Regions from separate parts of the Homo sapiens genome. Here region 1 is linked to region 2. The links are chromatin loops, found by intact Hi-C in ENCODE. Cell type or tissue: heart left ventricle. All regions are shown on one strand. Region 1 overlaps VCL (vinculin). Region 2 overlaps VCL (vinculin).

Region 1 (2,500 bases), 69 kb before region 2:
ATATCGAATTTTCTTCCCCCTCTCCTCCCTACTCTCCTAGGGTGTCTCCCTTTAGACTGTTGGTTTCTGAAGGGCAAGGAGTGGGTTTTATTCTTCATATTATTGGTTCTGTGTTTACCATAGTCCCCTGCTCATGGTAGTTCTTCAATTAAGTGTGTTATGTTCTGATATTTAATATACCAGCTAGTCATTTTAGGTTATTTTATGATAATAAGGATAGCTGATTATCTCTTGCCTCCACTGGAAGGCATGATGTTTCTCTTTTCCTGCCCTCAAATGTTGCTATGTACCAAATATTTATACAGTCTCAAAGAGAAACAAAGATTCATAAACGATATTATATTGTGTTGGGTACATATTTTGAACTTTTAGATTCCAAAAAATTCCATGTCACTTCTATCAGAAGTTAGCACACTGGATTGGCATAAGTGTGGGGTGTGTGTATAGAGGAGAGAGGTGGTGAATCTTAGAACTCGAAATGTTTTACAAATGTTGTTAAGCTGCAGAAAATAGAGTCTTTGGCCCTTAGAGAATTTCCCACTGATAAAATTTCCAGTTGAATGACTTTTAAGGGGAAAGTGGCTGAATTTCACTGCACTTCTTACCACAGCTGGCCACCATCCAAGTCAAAGTCATTCCTTCTTTTGAAATAAGCTTAAGTTATTCCCATGAGTAAGCTTTCTGTGAAGAAAGAAATGGCACAGTTGTTAGAGTTGAGAGTTGAGGGACCTTTGTTATATAGCTTTCTTGTGTTTCCAGCCTTCTCTTTGTCCTCTCTCCATCCCTGGAGAACTGGCTCATCTTTTATCTACCAGGTGGATAACATGTTTTTATTCTTGCAATTAAAATAGATAAGGGTATATGAATAGGCTAGTAAATCTCATAAGAAAAAATGTAGATCAGCAACACTTAAATTTCTCATTCTACAATTCTCCCCAAATAGTAAAGTTACTTGTCAAACTCCAGCTATGCACATTGCTAGGTGTTGGGATATATAAGATATGGTCTCTGGCCTCAAGTTGCCTAAAACACAGATGAAATCAATAATCTTATAAAAAAGATTTATTCACATCCTCTCCACCAATATAATTGTTGCAGAATTTATATTATTCTTCTTAAAGAGTTGTGTGTTAACTACTACAAATACAGTGGTTTTTCTTCTTTGGAGTCATGGAGAAGATGTGAAGTGGTAGGGACGTGGGGGAAGAGTGACACACACACAGTAGGCCAGCAGCAGATCGAGACTGGTATGGTATGAGAGGAGTGAGGAGATGGTGGGCCACCTAGTTAGGAAGAGACCTTTGAGCATTGGCCTCAGCTGCTTTCTGCTTGTGGCTGCCCAAACTCACTGGGTTTTTGTTTCCTCCAAAGTACAGTGCTTCCTGTTGGCCTTCCTTCTGCCTGATGTACTCTTCTGTAGTTCTTTACTTGGATAATTTCTACTAATTCTCAGTTTTCATAGTAAATGTCCATTTTTCAGGGACACTTTCCCTGACTACCTCTAAGCTAGGTTAGGCCCTTCTATCATGTACTTTCTATATTTTTTCCTTATTATGCTTATCACAATTGTAATTAATTATTTGTGTGATTATTCACTGTTTAACATATCTCCCCACCAGAGCCTCAGGGGCAAATATTGGCTCTGCTGTGTTTGTCTCTGAATTTTTAGTATCCATCATAGTGCTTGGCATATAGTAGGATCTTGCCTTGTGGAGTAAAGTATTTGTTCAATAAACAAATAGGAAGGCCATTTTCTGCTGCGATCAAAAACTGTTTTAAGCTTCTTTGGAGAAATATATATCAGGCTGTGGTTGAATCTTGGTGAAATTTAACTGCCAATTAGGAAAGTAGCTGTAAATAATTGCTTAACACAGGGCATTGCATGCAAAAGGACCATCTAATTTGTGTTCTCTGAGTGAAAAAAATTTAGGCACAGAGTCCTGGGGTGCAGATGGGGATAATCCTGCACAGCCCAGCACAGGATTATACAGAATATGTAAGTGTGAATAAAAAAATAAACATGGATGTAGAATTCTCTATTAGTTTTGATCTTTTGCAAATGAGCAGAATAGCCATCTTTGGCAAAATGTGGTAGTATGAGTTAGCAAATACCAAAGTCACACTTTAGATATAGATACTAGATAAATCAGCATATGATAATCAGCACATGATAAAAATTTTGGGAAGCAGTACAGTAGTATAATCGTTAAGCATTAAACTCCTTATTTTAAAATCCCATTGTTGACACCTTCGAGATAGGTAACATTGGGGAAGTTATTTAATCTCCATTTCTCTTGATCCTCCTATGTAAAACAAAGGTAAAGATAGTACCTGGCTGATAATGTTGTTGTTGTGTGGGTTAAATTAGTTCATTAAAATGTTTATAACTATTCCTGACACAGAGCTAAGAGCTTTATGAGTGTTAGATTTTATCATTACTATATTTTCCCATGATTTTAAGTCATATTTTAAACGTTAGTCTAATGAAAAGGCAGTGTTG
Region 2 (2,500 bases):
GAACATCTCTTAATTTTAACTTCTTGACGGTGTCACACCTCCCACTGAGCAGTAAATTACTCACTTCCTGAGAATTACATTCTTTCCTTGCAGTACTGGCCATTAGAGCTTTATTAAGGAGAAAAAAAGAAATGATTTTTGAGGATGCTGAATAGACAAAAACTATTTTTTCCATTGTGTTTCAAATCATTTTTGGGCATTGGAGAATAAAAGCAGTCATTTTTGTTAGTGTAGATTATGAATTTGATTTCTGGAGCTTATTTTCTCTGCAGTATTAACCAAAGTCAAAACTGACAAGGCAGAGATTTGCTGACTATTGTTGGAGATTAGTAGAATCTTTAGCAACTCTCCTTGGTAAAAGAAAAAAAAATCTTGTTTCATTTGATAAGCAATGAGGTTTGGAGTCAACAAACCTGAGATCAAATTAGGTTTGTAGGAGTCAGTTCCTGTTTCTTAATTTGTAGTATTATTTAAATGACATTTAAATTTGAGATTCAATGAGGTAAGGAGGGGGAAAGTAGCTAAAACAGAACCTAACATGCAGGGAATGCATATTAAATTCAATGCATGTCAGTTGAATTTAGTTTCCTAACTAGTAGCCTTTAATGTTAGAGTAGACATAAAAATTTCTGACCTTCGTTTCCCTTTGAATTTAGATTTTTGAAATGTAATAAATACCTATTGCTTTTCTCACTGAAAATAAAAGTGTGTTAGGAAAATGGTTTAACAGGTTTTAAGTGAAATATTTTTACATTGACATAATTATTCTCCAGGATGTCCACACACTTCCTAAGTAAGAGTTTGTGATTAAAAGAAAACCTATGCCTAGATAACTTGTGTTAGATCCTGAAGGCTACCCAGTTCTCTGAGGTTAGGAGTTGCCTGGCCTCAAGTCTTTTAAAAAGTTATTGATTCAGGCCTTGCTAATTTGGAATTAAGCTAAAGTTGACCTTTGCATTAATTTTGAAGGCAACGTTTTCTGCACAAATTAATTTAAGACATGATAGGAGAGATTTGCTGATATTCAAACCATTTGAGAATCAAAGCACTTAAAAATACCACATATCTTCTTCTAATTACAAGTGGATTTTGAAATAGATCCTCTTATGATTCTGCCTTTTATTGACAGCTACCATGGTTACATATAACTTGATAATAAAAATATTTTGTTTTCAATTTTTTTGGTAATTTAGTTCACTTCTTTTTCATTGCTATAGCTGAGAATTTGCTATTTAGAGCCTTAGATAGCCAAGGATTCAACAGGAGAATCATCTGTGTCTGTTTAGAAGGGGAAGGAGGGATTCCGACAGTTGAGAGATCTGTCTTTTGAATAGGGGGCTTTGGAACAGTTGTGGACCTTGAGCCTAACTATGGGTGCTGCCAATGCTTATTTGTGATAGTGCTGTATCTTTTTTTGAATTGGAAGTGGGGATGCTCCTGGTGCCCCCGTGTGGAAAACTAGTGGTGCAACACCTTTAAGAACCCCAGTTGTGCAGGATTGGAAACTGAAGGAAGCTAGGACATTGCCTAGAATTTTAGAGGTTAACTTTGTGCTTTGATGGCTTAACTCTGTAAGAGTCAGTTTCCTACAGCAAAAAGGAGGATAGATGGTCTTTGAAGATGCTAAATAGAGACTTAAGAGATGGCTGGTGTTATATTGTTCTCTGTGTTTTTATGTGTTTAAAAAAATTTACGGAAATACTTAAATACATTTAAAGTGATTAGTCTGTTGTTTCAGCTTCTCCTGGTGTATCCTGGGAGATTTTATGCTAGTTTCCTGATAGTCCTCGTGAATCCTGGTTGTAAAAAATAAGCTGAGACCCATTTATTCTATCCTGCATCTTCTTCCAGGTGAGGGATAGTAAGGGAACTAAGAAGGAGGAATAGCAGGGAAGGTCAGAAAACACTTCTAAATTATATTACTTTGAGGGGTTTATTTGTAGAATTAAAATTAAACTGCTAGATTAACATTTTCAATTGTTTCTTCCAACCAGTAATTCCAAGTTTTTCAGGTTAATTGAATATAGTGAAATATCATCCAGTGTGTGCATTTCAAAACAAGATGTAAAAGAACTGTGATTTGTGGCACCACATACTAACGAGGCTTCCCTGAGGTGGGAAGGGCTTTGGCAAGGCTGCAGTAGATGAATGTTGACTAGTGGAAAGGCTGACAATGAGGCATGTGACAACAGGGCTTTTTCCTGCTGAAGACATTAAACATATTCTGGCTTGAGCAATTTTACCAGTTTTCACAGTTTTAGCAATAGGGAACCCAATTCCACTCTGTTTAGCAACAGAGTAGAATTAACTGAATATTTGCATGCAAGATGCTGCATTTTGACAGAAATGAGAATTGTGGTGTGGTGACAATATTTTTAAGGCCTTCGTAGGACTGACTACCTTAGCTATGTATGTTAATGCTGTAACTTCTTCTCTGTCTTACGTTCTATCATGGTATCTCAACTTTTGCAAAGAAAATAATGGTGGGATTTCTTCCCAA

The links. Hi-C counts contacts between places; a loop is a spot of excess contacts. Peaks named below come from ENCODE experiments on the same cell type or tissue, not always from the same donor. Only the 100,000 strongest peaks of a DNase experiment are listed, where the experiment ranks them.
Region 1: a loop joins it to region 2, with 3 times the contacts of the local background. A loop is called at or near these places in 19 of 110 quality-filtered maps.

The regions. Positions count from the first base shown.
Region 1 is chr10:74,011,400-74,013,899 of GRCh38, forward strand. The region is part of intron 1 of VCL (vinculin); the gene reads left to right. Among named protein-coding and RNA genes, the nearest start is that of VCL, 15 kb to the left of the region's middle. In heart left ventricle, no CTCF peak of the experiment used is centred here; no DNase peak of the experiment used is centred here; H3K27ac peaks cover 115 bases.
Region 2 is chr10:74,079,951-74,082,450 of GRCh38, forward strand. The region is part of intron 6 of VCL (vinculin); the gene reads left to right. Among named protein-coding and RNA genes, the nearest start is that of AP3M1, 70 kb to the right of the region's middle. In heart left ventricle, CTCF peaks have their summits at 1,460 (motif pointing left) and 1,667; no DNase peak of the experiment used is centred here.